Regions from separate parts of the Homo sapiens genome. Here region 1 is linked to region 2. Evidence: chromatin loops called from intact Hi-C (ENCODE). Cell type or tissue: mammary epithelial cell. All regions are shown on one strand.

Evidence for each region. A loop is a pair of places that touch in the nucleus more often than their neighbours do. Peaks named below come from ENCODE experiments on the same cell type or tissue, not always from the same donor. Only the 100,000 strongest peaks of a DNase experiment are listed, where the experiment ranks them.
Region 1: a loop joins it to region 2, with 8 times the contacts of the local background. A loop is called at or near these places in 20 of 110 quality-filtered maps.

What each region holds. Positions count from the first base shown.
Region 1 is chr18:6,916,172-6,924,171 of GRCh38, forward strand. No RefSeq gene overlaps it. Among named protein-coding and RNA genes, the nearest start is that of LINC00668, 9.7 kb to the right of the region's middle. In mammary epithelial cell, a CTCF peak has its summit at 4,034; DNase peaks (open chromatin) are centred at 1,100 and 4,050.
Region 2 is chr18:7,033,625-7,041,624 of GRCh38, forward strand. LAMA1 (laminin subunit alpha 1) reads right to left here. Exons shown (of 63, transcript NM_005559.4): 10 at 6,452-6,612; 11 at 5,186-5,326; 12 at 3,954-4,127; 13 at 2,363-2,464; 14 at 855-1,066. Among named protein-coding and RNA genes, the nearest start is that of LAMA1, 80 kb to the right of the region's middle. RefSeq lists enhancers at 1,064-2,263, 4,477-4,977, 4,523-5,722, 4,686-4,980, 4,978-5,478. In mammary epithelial cell, a CTCF peak has its summit at 4,779; a DNase peak (open chromatin) is centred at 5,007; H3K4me3 peaks cover 527 bases; H3K27ac peaks cover 2,712 bases.

The DNA.
Region 1 (8,000 bases), 120 kb before region 2:
CACTTGAACCCAGGAGGCGGAGGTTGCAGTGTGCCAAGGTGGCACCACTGTACTCTAGCCTGGAAGAAAGAGCAAGACTCTGTCAAAAAAAAAAAAAAAGAAGAATTATTCAGTAGTGCCAAGATTGAATAAACGTGCCCTGAGATAACAAATAAGGTAAGAGTGTCTGTTTTTCCTATTTTTATTTAACACTGTACAGGAGATCCTATCTAGCGCTGTAAGTCAAGAAAAAGAAAAGGCAAAAAGTGTTGAAAGGAAGAAGTATGAAACTGTTTAATTTGCAGATGATATGACTATATGATTATGTAAAGAAAGCCATAAGTAATCAATAGTTACAATTACTAGAAGTAATAAGTACATTTAGCAGCTTCACAAGGCACAAGGTCAATCACAAAAATCAGTTGTGTTCCATGTATTAGCTATAAAGACAGCTGGGAAAGAAAATTATAAAAGCAATACCACTTACAATAGCATCAACAAATATAAAATATAGAAAAATAAATTTAGAGCAAGATAAGCAGGGCCTAATTACTGAAAACTACAAACATTGCCAAGGGAAATTAAATATGAACTCAGTAAATGGAAGGATAGTCCACGTTCCTGTATTGCAATATTCAATGTTGTTAAGGCATGCATTCTCCCCCAAATGGACCTGTAGACACAACGAAATCCAAATCAGAATTCCAGGAGTCTTTTTTTGTTGTAGAAATTGAGAAGCTGATTTTAAAATGCATACGGAAATTCAAAGGACTTAGAATAATCAAAGAGTCTTGAGAAAGTACGATAAATTTGAAGGACTTATATTACTTGTTTCCAGACTTATTACAAAGCTACAGTTATCAGTACAGTGTGGTATTGGTGTAAGGATAAGCAGAAGGATCACTGGAACAGACTAGAGTTAAGAAATAGACGCATACATACATAGTTGATTTTTCACAAACTGCCAAGGCAATTCAGTGGGGAATGGAAATTCTCTTTAAAATACAGTGCTGTGATTCCCGGGTGTGATGATTAACTTTAGGTGTCAGGTTGACTGGACTGAGGAATGCCTAGTTGCCTGGTGATGCACTGTCTCTGGGTATTTCTGTTAGGCTGTTTCTAGAGGAGACTCGCCTGTGAGTCAGTGAACTGAGAGAAGCCCCACCCTCAATATGGGTGGGCACAATTCAATGGGCTGGAGGTTTGGCTGGGACAAACAGGTGGAAGAAAGGGGAATTCTCTGCTGTCTCCTCTCTGTTCTCTCTCTCCCTTCCAGAGACAGATGCCTTTTTTCCTTCTGCCCTACCAGACTCCAGGTTCTTCAGGTTTGGACTCTGTGACTTGCACCACAAGACTCCCGAGGGGCTCTCAGACTTTAGGTCTCAGACTTGGGGCTGCTTCCAGAATGAGCCGAGCTATGGGTTTCTCTGGTCTTCAGCTTGCAGATTCCCCTATGGTGGGAATTTTCCACCTCTCGTTGATTTTGGGAGCCAATTCCCCTGAATAAATCCCTTCCCATATATATGATTGGTTCTCTCTGGAGTACTCTGACTAATACACCGGGACATCCCTTTGGGAAAAAAAAAAACCATGATGAACCTGGACTTCTATTTCACAAAAGTACAATATATGCAAGTTAGATCACAGGCTTTAATGTGAAAGCTAAAAGTATAGTCTTCCAGAAGAAGACTGGGGAGGTTATCTTTATGACTTTGAAGTAAGTAATATTCCTCAGACAACGTTGCAAGACATCTTCTCAATTCCAAAGTTCTCTTCAAAATATTATTTCTTTGACAACAACACATGCAAACAGATGGAAGAGAATCAGGAGTTGGGGCAACGCAGGGCCCTTGGATATGTCATTTATCTCTGCCACCATAAATCATACTTTCTCTCAATACCTACAGACGGGGGTAAGCAGTGAGGAGAATTGGTAGGGGTATGATTTTGAAAGATTTTACCGTATGTGTACTCTTACAATGTGTTTATGAACTTGTACCTAATGATAATTCATTCTGAGCTTTGCTCTTCCATCTCGTAACATTTTTATCACTGTGCAGGTGCAAGCCTGTGCTACAGTGTAGACTCCACCACCCCAGGGCACCAATCCAATCACATAACAATCTGCATGTATAAGTACCAAAATCGGTACTACCATACCCATCAGTAATAGTCCGCCAATTCTCCAATCTAAAAATCTATTGCCTAACAGGGTTGTGGAAGCTATTTTCTGCTTCCATAAATCTTTCAATGCTGCAACTTTTTGTTTTCGAACAGTAACAGTTCGGTTTCAACAACAGCTATTTTGCAAATGGTTACCAACATGATCCAGTTCTAACAAGTAATCCACAGTTATTCTGTTGTCAATTACATGATCAGTTACAGTATTTCTAACCCTACAACTCTTGACTCAGTAATGAAATCATTCATGAAGTATGATTTAGTGATGCAGATGATAAGCACAAAATATGCTGCGCATAAACAGTTAGCATCCCTCTACATTAATTTGACAAGTTAACGTCACCCCACGCCATTTTGCCAACGGTTGTAAGCAAAAGGATTCATAAATGATAAAGAATCCCGGGATGCTATTCTTAGCCACCTCTATTTGAAGAAGAATATGAATTTACAAGTCTGGAGAGTTTCCTTGGTCACAACACCAAATAGCAGTCACTTGTTCATCTTTTGAACACGCTGTGATGTCATGCAGAGATTTCAAAGTGCACTTCCGGGAGTAAGGCAGGGCCAAGCACAGTTGTTGTCCTCAGCAGTTTACAGAGGGATGAGTCTGGGGAGTTAATCTCGGTGGTCTTTCTGTGCCTACCGGAGCTAGAACCAGAACTCTATGTCAATACATTGCGCTACCCAACCAGTTGAGGAGAAGTCTTTTCTGTTTCAGGACAGAAAGGTTACAAAGACCATAGTTTGAAAAGATACATCCTAAGATCGGCCATTCTTTTCCTAAAAGCAATGCTCTCAAGCAAACATTTCATGTCACCAGGTTCCCAGGGGAAAGGAGGTAGACAGCCTGCAGTTAGATTTTCACAGAGATAGAGAAAAGATTATGTTAACCTTTTATGCAGTCCTTCCACCATGTGATGTAGGTTCAATCCACTTAACATACAAATATGCAAAGTGATATATATATGAGAACCAGCATTTGACTTTTTCTATGGGACAGTAATCTCCCTTTCACCTCTTGACCAATCCAATTACTTAATGTCCAAGTAATCTTAATACGACTCCAATATTTTTATCCTGGGAATTATGGGCGTAGTTACATCAAATAACAGCATGACAATGTTTAACATATCAAATTATAGTACAGCTAATTTTTTTGGTTTTCAAGCCATGTTTCATTTTTATTTTAAAAAATAAATCTGGTGGTGTATATTTAAGGTGTTCAACACGATATTATGTATCTAGTGAAATGGTTACTAGAGTACAACAGATTAATATATCCATCATCTCACATAGTTACCCGTTTTTCCATTTTTCCGTTTTTCCGCCTTGTGGCAAGAGCAGCTATGATCTACTGATTTTGCAAAAATCCTTAACACAACACACTATAGAAACGACAGTCCCGATGTTGTTCATTAGATCTTTTGATTTGTTCCTCCTACATACTTGCTACTCTGTATCCTTTGACCTAAAAGGGGACGCGTGCTAACCTGGAGACAGCATAATTATTGCTCAGTTTAGCAAGTATTCCCTTTTAAACATTCCAATTTAGCACGTTTCAAACTGGATTTTTAAATCTTTATGCCCAAATCCGTTCCACCCACATTAAAAAAAAAAAAAATCTCAGTTAACAGTGGCTTTTTCAGTTTCTCAAGTCAGAAATCTTGGAGTCCCCTTGACGACTTTCTTCTTGTCACATCCCACACCAGCCCCTTAGCAAGTGCGGGGTGACCCAGTTCAAGGCACTGTCATGAACACAGGATGACCAGGTTCTTCTGGCTTGCACTTGCAAACCTTTAGACGATCACTTTTTGCCTCTTAAACAGCTTTCTTACTATATATTCTGCTTTCCCGGTATTCGTCGCTAGACGGCAGCAGAGGATTTTGATTGGATTCCAAACTGGTTGGTTAAAGCAGCCTGAGCAGCTCAGAGGGAGGTTGTGGTTGTGTGTTGTGGTGCTGGTGTGTGGTTGTGGTTGTGGTGTTGTGTGGTTGTGGTTATGTGTGGTTGTGTGTGGTTCTGGTGTGTGGTGGTGGTGTGTGGTTGTGTGTGGTTGTGGCAGTGTGGGGTTGGTGGTGTGTGGTTGTGGAGGTGTGTGGTGTGGTTGTGGTAGTGTGTGGTGGTGGTGGCGTGTGGTTGTGGCGGTGTGTGGTTGTGTCGTCCTTGCTGTTGCCTTACTTGTCTTGGAACTCTTCAGCAGGCAGAGGAGAGAGAGGTTCTTCAGACCGTCCTCATACCTGGGGACTAGTGGGTGGCTGTGCGGCCGGAGGCTTTAAAGCTTTGTCTTGCATCCGCGGGCCACGCTGGAGGTCGGGCGCCCGCAACCCTGCGCCAGGCCGTCCTGGGCTTGCCGACGCTCGGCCCCTGCAGCTCCATCCGCCCGCGGGCTGCCTTTGCTTTGCCTCCCTGTGTGGCTGGGAACCAGCGGGGCGGGTGCCATCGTCCGGCCTCACCCCCTACCCTGGGTCCTGCACGTGGGCACTGCGGGCTTCTGGGCCACCTCCGCCCTTGCAGCGCAGAGGGCCCCGTGGTCTTCGTCAGCGCTCAGTCAAGGTGAGTAGGGCAGGCAGTCTTTTCTTGAGTCTCTTCGTTTCTGACACCTGTAAACAAAGGTGAACCCTAAAGAGCCACTCCTTCAAGAGGCACCCAGATGGCCAGCTGGGCCTACATTTTGAATAGAGCCACGCAGCCATCTGCAGTTGACTAGAGGTCACCCTGAGTCCCCAGACCACCCGCACTTCTGCTGTACTTTGCCACACGCTGCGCTCACCTGAACCAGCCAAGGAGATCTCAGCTGTATCAACCAATCAACCAGAGCTCAGCTGTATTGACCAATCACAACTAGGCAAGTTTGAATCTTTTATTTGCATAAATGAACATGATTGGGCACCTGGGCAGGCACTGTCACTATAAAACCAGAGCCCTCCCTTTGTACTTTGGAATGTACCTTCCTTTAAGGCTGTATCTCCCAGGTTTGCAAACTGTTCACTGGAATAAGCCTCTTTCCTCCAAATTCCTTTTCAAACGACTTTTGTTCACAAACCCCGCACAAACAGCTTCATCCCATAGGGTTAATTTACTTCCCTGGATATAGCTCCTGACTTTGGCACAGAATGGCCCTGAATGATAACTAAGCCCATGCACCCCATGCACTATCTCTATCCTTTCTCTTTCTTGGCGGATCCAAATGCTAGGTTTGGAAGAGTAATGGCAATTGTCATCCTATGGTAATATTTCCTGCCCTGTTACTGGTATTTTTTCTGTTCCATAGCTAAGAAAGCTGTCATTCCTAGTTAATTGATGGCTTCAAGGGCATATTTAGGAGGTTATCTATTCCTACCTTCTTGACTAGGAAATGCCTGCTGTCCCCTTCTGGCCATCCTGGAAGGTTCTGGCCCTGAGCTGGGTTGCAATCTCTTCCACTAGATCAACTTGGAACCCTGCTGGCATTATCTCAGTTCCAAAGACATCTACAAAATGTTGTTTGACAGCAAAGCACACAGCAGATGGAAAAGAATCAGGAGCTCCAGGGAAGCTGGAGGCTCTATTAGACACATTTCTCTCTTCTTCCCAGCAGTAAATTACACCTTCTCTGACCAGAAAGAAGTTGGAAAGGGATACATGGGAGGGGACACCTTTGAAAAATTTATCTGAATTTTGCCAACTAACAATCACTTGCATAGTCTTCCAGGCAATGACATCTTATTTATGACCTTTTATGTTATATAACACATACAGCTCATTTTCGGTAGTTGCTCTGCATTTGCATAACATTTCTATCACTGCATAGCAGTGAGCTTTGCTATAGTCCTGAGCTCCATTTCCTTAGACATTGGAAACAGGCTTCTCTACCACACAGTTCTGTGTCACTACAATAGGACCACAAAAACCTTAGCCATAGAAGGAAATCATTGATAAATTGGATCCATACAATTTAATATTTTTGCTCAGTCAATAAACTGTTAAAGGAAAGCTATAGATTAGGTGAAGAATGTGTGTGTTTGTGTGTGTGTGTGTGTATAATTCACAGAATATGTAAAGAACTCTAACAAATCACTGATTTTAAAAAGATAATTTTTTAATGGACAAAAGACTTGAACACTTCACAAAAGTATAGAAATAGACAACATGCATAAAAAGATACTCAACATCATCAGTCATCAGAGAAATGCAAATTAAACCACCAGGTGATAGCACTATGCAACCACAAGAATACTCAACATTGGCTGGGCACGGTGGCTCATGCCTGTAATCCCAGCACTTTGGGAGGCTGAGGCAGGTGCATCACAAGGTCAGGAGATCAAGACCATCTTGGCTAACATGGTGAAACCTCGTCTCTACTAAAAACACAAAAAATTAGCTGGGCGTGGTGGTGGGTGCCTGTAGTCCCAGCTACTTGGGAGGCCGAGGCAGGAGAATCACTTCAATCCGGGAGGCAGAGGTTGCAGTGAGCCGAGATTGCACCACTGCACTCCAGCCTGGGTGACAGAGCGAGACTCGGTCTCCAGAAAAAAAAAAAAAAAAAAAAAAACCATGCTCAACATTAAAAAGAGACATAATACCAAGTGTTGGCAAGGAATACAACAACTGGCGTTCTCATACATTGCTGTTGGGAGTATAAAGTAGCAGAACTACTTTGGAAAACTGGCAATATAGTATAAACATAACCATGTACCTACCCTATAACCTAGAAATCAACTCCTAAGATATTACCCAAGAGAAATTAAAACACATCCACACAAATACTTGTGCAAGAATGTCCACTGAAGTTTTATTCATAACACACAAAACTTGGAAAAGGGTTAAATACACTTGGTTAATTCATATAACGGAGTACTACTCAACAATAAAATAAAATGAATTTAGAGCACATGCAACAATATGAATTTCAAAAACATGTTGCATGCAAAAAGTCAAACATGAGTCCATACTGACAAAGGTTTTCTTTGACCTAACTCCAGTGAGGCCCTCTAAGCCCTCAAAGCTTAAACTTTAGACTGTCCTTGGTTCATTTAGGTGAGTTACAATCTTGTTGGGTCAGTTTATCGAAAATCCCCCACCATTGTTATCTGATCAAATTCCACACCCCCCACTCTTCATATCTTCCCATACTGGCCTGCCTTGAGCAAAGATCCTGTTGAGCTCCTCTAACAAAAACCTCCCTAGCTTTGATGTTTCCTCTTAGTAACTTTCCATCCACTGAGCCCCACCCTGCTCCTTGGCTAGAAACCCCCAGTTGTCCTTGTTGTGTTCAGAGTGGAGCCAAACCTTTCTTCCCTACTGCAAAACCCCATTATGGAGGTCCCCCATGTTAAAATCTGCCTTATCATCTTTAATGAGTGTCATGAATAATTTTTCTTTAACAATGCATGATTCCACTTACATGAAATTCAACAGCAGGAAAAACTAATCTATGGAGATATACATTAGAAAAGTGGGTCGCTTGGAGCAGGGGCCGACTGGAAATGGGCATGGGGTAATTCCCCTGGGCTCTCCATGATCAGGCCCAACCTACTTTGTCCTTTTTCCTCTCCCATTGCTGCACAGCAGGGTCCCTCTGCTTCAGTCAAGAGGTTAGATCTGCCATGCCTTCACCACCCACCCATCCCCACAGTCTCATCCCCACAGTGACAGCACTTTGTGAACTGGGCTGCTCTACCACAAAGGCTGCCAGCACACATTCTGCAGAGCCTGGTTACAGATGGCATCTTAACAGATGCCCATATCATTCACTCCATCCCACTGTACAAGTTAGCCCTTCATTTTGTAGTGTTTTAAGGTTAAAAACACATATGCCTCTTGATCCTTGCAATTTTAATAAAGCACTCTCTCCATTTTC
Region 2 (8,000 bases):
TCTGGTGTTGCCTATTTGGAGTTGAAGCACCTCAGAAAAATTAATCCATTCAATTATCACAAATAGAAAGATTACCCTTAAATGTGTCATGCTATGTTTGTGTTAGATGCATACAACTTTTTTTTTTTGAGACAAAGTCTCGTTGTGCTGCCCCAGCTGGAGTGCAGTGCCTTAACCTCAGCTCACTGCAACGTGCACCTCCTGGGTTCAAATGATTCTCATGCCTCAGCCTCCTGAATAGCTGGGACTACAGGCATGCGCCACCATGCCTGGCTAATTTTTTGTATTTTTAGTAGAGATGGGGTTTCACCATGTTGGCCAGGCTGGTCTCAAACTCCTGACCTCATGCAATCCACCTGCCTCGGCCTCCCAAAGTGCTGGGATTACAGGTGTGAGCCACCATGCCCAGCCTAGCTGCATACAACTTTTATGCTTGGCACGGCATTGCCAGAAATTGTCCTCCCGAAAGTAATCAAATGACCAACGATGGATACGTTCACTTAAATGGACTGAGTAAAAGCTAAGACCATTAACATTAGGATGGTGAGAACCAGGTGCAACATGGTCCAGACAATCGCTAACTCATCGTGCATTTCCCAGAAACCCCCTTTGAAAGTTTCTCATCCTAATGTCAAGTCTGTCTTCTACTGGATACACTTGATGTGGATAACTGTTCTTACGTTTTCAATAAAATTACATTTATAAACTTAATAATTCTTAAGACAGCCAGATCCTGTAGCTGTGTCCTTAATATAATGAATGTAAAATACGTTGAGCTTTAAATATATATGAATAAACAAACATAAAATGGAAGTACCTTCACCGTAAGTTTTTCCTCCATTTTCAATACATACCTGTAAAGAGCCATTTTTGCAGAATTGTAGTTGGCTCTGATCAAAAGATGTGTCACATTGGCAAGGACAGTCATCAGCTGGTCACGATCAATCTGCCTTTTGCTGTGAAAATCTTGGAAGTTTTCAGGCACAAGTCTAACCACGTTTAGGTACTCTTCATAAGGCTGCAATGACAGACCCTCAGCCTGTGTGCTTAAAGTGAGTCCGTTTCCCTAACATTTAAAAACAAGAGAAAATATATTTGTCATTCAATTTAATGATAAAATAAAAATAAAATCAAATTTTGTATTCAGCAACGTGGTTTTTCATTCGTGCCTAGCTTCTTGTGGCAAACGTGTAATGGTGTGTACAGCTCTTGGCCCAGAATTATCAGAGAAAAGGTGTTTCATTGTATTATTTTTAGAGGGGTTCTGGTAATAAACTGAAAGCCTGTGTACTTCGCTGGGATCTTGGAAAAGAAAGAAAGTCGTGCAGTTGCCCACAGCTTTTATCAAAGCAACCCATCTGACACCTCTAATCTTTAACTAAAGTACAGAAGTAGAAAAAGTATGTAAACATAGCTCCAGCTTTTCATCAAGTTGCTGTTCACAAAAGTGATTTACCGTGTGCGGTCTGCAATTGGTCAGGCTGGAGATGGAGGTGAAGATAGCTCCAGGTGAAAGGACATGAGAGACAAGAACCTGGAGTGGTTTCTGCCCAGACATGCCCCAGACCCTGGGACATTACCACTTGGGGAGTCCTCCTGACTGAGCTGGATCTTTTTATGGAGACTGAGGATGTGGGGATAGGGACAGAGGCTGAGGACAAGTATGGCAACACGTCTACTGTCCTCAGACCGCCAAGTACTGCCTAATCCATTCATCTGAGAGGCAAAGTGGCACAGGGAAGAAGAGACTTCAAAAAGAAGATTCAAGGTCAGAGCAAAAATTTGTCTCCTTTTTACTTAAAATTTTTTTTTTTTTGAGATAGGCTCTCTCTCTGTCACCCAGGTTGGAGTGCAGTGGTGCAATCACAGCTCACTATAACCTTGAACTCCTGGGCTCAAGCCATCCTCCTGCCTCACCCTCCCGAGTACCTGGGATTACAGGCACGTGCCACGGTGCCTGGCTAATATTTTTTGAGAGACGGGGGTCTCACTATGTTGCCCAGACTGGTCTCAAACTCCTGGCTTCAAACAATCCTCCTGTCTCAGCCTCCCAAAGCACTTACATTATAAGCATGAGCCACCAAGCCCAGCTCCCTTTCTTTTTAAATGTGAAAAGATGGGTACACCCTGGAGATGAAGAGAAGAGTGGCGGGTGCTGTCCTGAGGCAACTCCAGAAATGGGCTCAAAGACAGATTCTCACACTCACCATCTCAGTAGTCCCCACGCAAGTCCAGGGTCTACTGAATGGCCACCTGGCCACCAGCTCCTTGCTGGGATGTCCTCACCTAGTAACTTTCAGTCATAAACTATCAGCCCACTAAGCCCTAAGCTCTATAGCAGAATCAAAGCAAAAACAATCACCTTAATGATGACGTCAGCATGCGACATGAGGTTACTGTCTACCGTCTCTACCGGAATATCGTAGGACACCGTGTATTTCAGGAATCCGCCAAACGCAGTCAGCTGAAATGTTTAAGCGAGAATGAACACGAAAGGGGAAGACAATCACAGCAACAATCAAGTAAGAGGAAGTGGTCACTGGGATCCATCTGCAAACAACTAGGCTACAACTATCCCCTTGACCATGACAGACAAGGAAATTCACATTAAAGGCAGTGAAAGGGGAGTATATTCATAAACATTTTGGTTAATCAATATTACCAACATGCAGGACACTGTTTGAAAGCACAGAAGAAAAATGTACTCTTTGTTAGAGACCACAAGGCAAATTACTATAAACTTTTGTTAATCACACAATAGATATTTACTTCGGTTAAGTAATTTAGGGGATGAGGAGTTTGACCCATGTCTACAATCTCCACATTTTCATTTCAGCATCCTCCTCATAGGACAACAAAGAATATGTCTGATTTGCTAGTTAGAGAAAGGACTAAAGGTGTTTCTTCTGATTAGATGTCCTTCAATATAAAATTAAGATTTTCTTTCTGATGGGTATATGACAGCAATATATTGTTCAGAACCCAACTTTGCACCATAAAATTGGAGAAGTGATATCAAGAGAAAAAAAAATCATTGAACTCTGTTGATAAAATCATATCAATAGAGCACATGTTCTAGGATTATAATTTGAGAAAAAAATAATTTTCAAAAATAAATACTCCTTAAAAATATACAAAACAAGTTTTAAAATGAAAATATCATCAAATTAAATAGAAGCGTACCAAGCTACAAGACTACACTAGCATGCCTGTATGCCATTACTTTAAAACAAAACAAAACCAAAAACCCGGGAAGGTAAGCAGGGAGCTATAATAATTGAGATGCATTCTCGGGAATAAATTTTCGTATCAATCAGAATCTGGAGAGATGCGGCATAAGTGGGGAGGGGGGAATGGGAACACATCATTGCAAGGAAGGCCCAAGCCTACAAACCAACCTCCACATTGCAGAATCACCAGTTTGCATTTTCTTGAAATATAACAAAAGCAGAAAGTATTCCATCTGTTCCTAAATGTGAGCTTCAGATGAGCACAGCCTGCCACGGTACTCAAAGTGAGGGAGCAGCACAGCAGTCCCATTGCTGGAACCTTCCCTGGGTTGTTTCTTGTATGCCAGGCCCTCCACTAAGCCATGGAGGCTCTAAGCTGAGCCTATGGCAAACTAAACAAAGCGGGAATGTGAGGAACACTTCATAAACAAGTGATCCAGGGACCCAGAAAGTTTATCTCAGAGACGGGGATGAGACTTCACCAAACACACTGCTCAGGAACCAGACCAGAAGAGCAGAAGTTCTTATTTGAATAATACAACATAAAGTCTAACAAGGCTAGAAAACCTTCTTTGTATCATCAGATGCAAGTACAGGCTATGAAATGCTGTCCAACACTCAGGTGCCCTATGAGACTACCTAAAATGCAGGCAGCGCAAGTTCTTTCTCAGTGTTCCCTGAGATCTTCATCTGAGACATCGCTACCTGCAGGGTCACACGCACCTTATTTCCAAGGTAGGCCTCGGGGGCTGCCCAGTAGTACTTGGGAGCCAGTCTCTGCATGACCGCGGTGTTGTTGATGCTGACCTGATGGCGCCCGCCTAGTGCATCTTGCTGAGACGGGATCTTCCTGGGACTGATCAAGTCGGTGACCAGCCACCCGGACATACTGTTTACCTTAAAAACAAATTCAAGAATTTTGAAGTATGAAATAGAACTTACCTTAGATTTCACCCAGTGCAGCAGTAATATTTTCACAATGAAGAAATGGGCCAGAAAGCTTCTCTAGGGATGGCATTAACATAACACCTGTGGCTGCTGAACCTCATGACCCTTGACCCTTCCACTTGTAAAGGACCAGGAGGACCTGAGAACAAGTCTCACTACTCCAAATCCAGATCCAGTATAAGCAAATAAATGAGCAAAACCATAAAGGCCATGGGTATAGATTTTAGATTTAAAACAACAAAGAACATCATAAATGCATTCAGCAAAATGTCTCTTGCTAAGTCTGACTCCCTCTTCTTCGTTGCCCCCTGCTTTTTACCCAAATGTTGAAAAATGTACAAAGATAACCTCTAGATCTTATACTCCCAATGCGTCACCGACATAGAGGTGATGGTACTCCCCCCAGCGTGGTGTCCACAGCAGTCACTGCTGGGTAAGTCCCTACCGAGCAGCTCCTCCCTTGCCTGCAGCCATCACACCATCTCCACCTCTCCTAGCCACCACTGGACACCCCTGTTGAACCCATCACCCCAGAACTCCCTGTTCCGGAAACAACTTGGCCTGCATTCCTAAACCCTGCACCACGTGCCGCTGTTCCCACCCTCGCCACTGGAGGGCCTCCTACTCCTTAGCGTCTTTGAGCTGGAAAATCCCCATGGCCCCACGGCCCTCTGGGCTCCCAGGCCTGAGAGCAGCAGGGGCGGGCGGAGGGAGAGCCGACCTCCCCACCCAATCCATTTCCCCACAGAAGAAATTGAAACAAGACGTGTTCTCTAGTGCCACATCATCCTGTTTTTTCCATAGAGAAATGTGTGTGGGAGTAAGCACATGACCTATAAAGAATCTTGAGAGGCAGACGGCTGCCTTTGACCCACGTCAGTATCATTGCATAGCGATGAGAGTGGTGTCACGGGAAGTCATCCTCATTTCCTCCTCACACAGCTCGTGCCAAGCTTGTGCAATACGACCTGCTCATTAAATCCCGCCGCGCAGATGGCGCCTCCCACCTGACCAACAGGCCAAGAGAGGCTGCTGCAGACATCAGAAACGCCAAAGCAGAAGCACTCGGAGCAGCCCCGGGGGTTTTTTTCCTTCAAGTTATAGAATCCTGGCTTGCAGCGATCACAGGCCTTCCCCTCAACGTTTTCCTGTAAGTTAGGGTAAAAGATTAGCTTTTGAAACCAATGTGTCTGTCCAGAGAGAATAAAATGACATTAACAAGATAGGTGTTCGGTGATCCACAGAGACAGGTGAATAAACGTCCAAAGTAAAGGTGAGGCCTCATAAAGTCAATATTTCCAGAATAGAGATTTTGAATTATATATAATTTGATTTTGTACTCAAGAACAAGGCTGGAGATCTTAGAACTCGGTCATTCCATTTAAATTGTTTTGTTTTGTTTTAAATTTTTCATTTTTTTACTGATCTTTCCAGCATTTCAAAATCTGAAGAGAGCTATAGAATTTTCTCTTATTCATAAATGCTCAAGATTATTTCCAGTAGTATATAACATGTGCCTAAGACTGCACAGGTGGGAATAAGCACATAGGTACAATGGAATGTCCTATGAATTATGAAGAAATTGTTATTAATATTGTAAGGCCAAATAAAACCCCTCACTGGCACCATATTAATGCATTTCTTATGACTATTCAACTCCTTTTTAACAGACACTCAAAATAGCATATCTGCGTTTAATTGGTGTTCTCAGAAATTTAATGTTAATCTGGTTCTCTTCCGAATACAAAGCTGGAAAAGAATACCATAGAATTAAGCTAGGGGTCAACAGCATCTCTTTTGCAACTACTCAACTCAGCCTTTATTGGTTGAACATAGTCATAGAAAATACATAAGCAAATGGATACAGCTCTGTTCCAATAAAACTTTATTCACAAAACAGGCAGTGTGTCAGATTTGGCCCACGAGCCATAGTTTACCAAGTCCTGGTTTAAAGAAAGAAAACAGAGATGAGGCCCACAGAGGAGGTGGGAATATAAAGGTATGCAGTGTTTGGTGTCCTCTAAGAAGTCACAGAAATGCCTCTGGAATATATCACCATTACCAGAGGTACAAAAAAAGAAGCCAGATGCCCATGTGAGTCCAAGCATATATAATACAGCCAACTCGGTGTGGCTTGGAGAGAAGGGGCAAGGGGAGTTCTGCTTAAACCTTACCACTTTGCTCAAGAACTGATCATTGGAGCCAATGGAAAACACTCCTTTTCCAGAGAAGCTCAAAGGAAGCTCAGGGGTGTCTCTGACCTCCCCACTTACCTTACAAACACAGGGCCCTGTGCAGGGCTCATCACTGGCACTGCCCACTGGGTTGCACCCACAGGAGACACAGGTCGGGTAATCCTTATAGCCAAGTTGGCAGCGATCACATTTTTCTCCTGTATAACCTTCCTTACATGGGCACTGACCTGGCTGCTTCCCTAGAAAGACAACAATGGCAATGACCCAACATGAAGGCAAAAGAGGTTTAAAGCAGGGGTTGGCAAATGTTTTCTGTAAAGGGTCAGAGGGTATCTATTTTAGGCTTTTTGGCCTCAGAGTCTCATTTGCAGCTGCTCAGCTCAGCCATTATTGTTCGAACACAGCCATAGAGAATACACAGGCAAATGGCTATATCTCCATTCCAATAAAACTTTATTCATAAGAACAGACAGTGTGCTGGATTTGGCCCATGGGCCATAGTTTGCCAATTCCTTGTTTAAAGAAAGAAAACAGAGATGAAACCCGTGGAGGGAGCTGGGAATATAAAATGGTAGAGTGACTTTGGAAAACCTTTTGACACTTCTTCAAAATGTTAAGTTATAGAGTTGCCATAAGATCCAGCAACTGCACTCCTAAGTAAACACCCAATAAAATAATGAAAACATACACCCACAAAAGTCCCTAGTAGCATTGTTCATAATGGCCCCAAAGTAGAAACAATTCAAATGTTCATCAACTGATGAATGGATATATGAAACATGGTATGTCCATACTATGAAATATTATTTGGTAATAAAAAGGGTTGAAATACTGATACATGGTACAACACGGATGACCTTGAAAACATTATACTAAATGAAAGAAGCCAGTCACCAAAAACCAACATATATGGTTCCATTTCTAAGTTCAGAATAGGTAAATCTGCAAAGAAAAAGGTAATTAACGATTGCCAGGGGCCGGGAGAAGGGGCTGGAGGAAAGTAAGAAGTGACAGCTAGTTTGTAAGGGGCTTCTTTATGGGATGATGAAAATGTTCGACTCTTAGATTGTGGTGATGGTTGCACCAATACACCAAAACAATGAATTGTAGACTTCAAATGGGAGAACTGTATCGTTGTAAATTATAAAACTGTTTTGTAAAAAAAAAAAAGCACAGAGGCAAGTGGCAGAGAGCAGCAAGCACTATCTTTGCTTTTAATGTCAGTTTTGAAACCTTCAGGCAGTTAACCTTCTTGACTGCTCTGAGCTACAGCAAAGTGGGTTAAGTAATTTCTATCTGCTATGGTTGCAAAGTTTAAATGATATATTTTTTTAAATGAACTCAATTGAGGGTAAATGTCACCACCACTATCACCATCATCATCTTCATTATTATCATCGTCATCATCCCCTCACCAGGTGCACGTAAGAATCAATTCAGTTGGGTAATTTACCCTCCCCATCGCTGGGGGGCCCACCCATCCCTACTGGTCGATATCCATTTTAACTGCCAGTGGCTGAGAACTTGATGGGGTCACAAGAGTCTTTGAACAGACGCAACCTATTCAGGAGACTCTGGTATTTGCAAGTCAATTTGCCAGTTTTTGAAACGGAAAGAGAACTCTGAC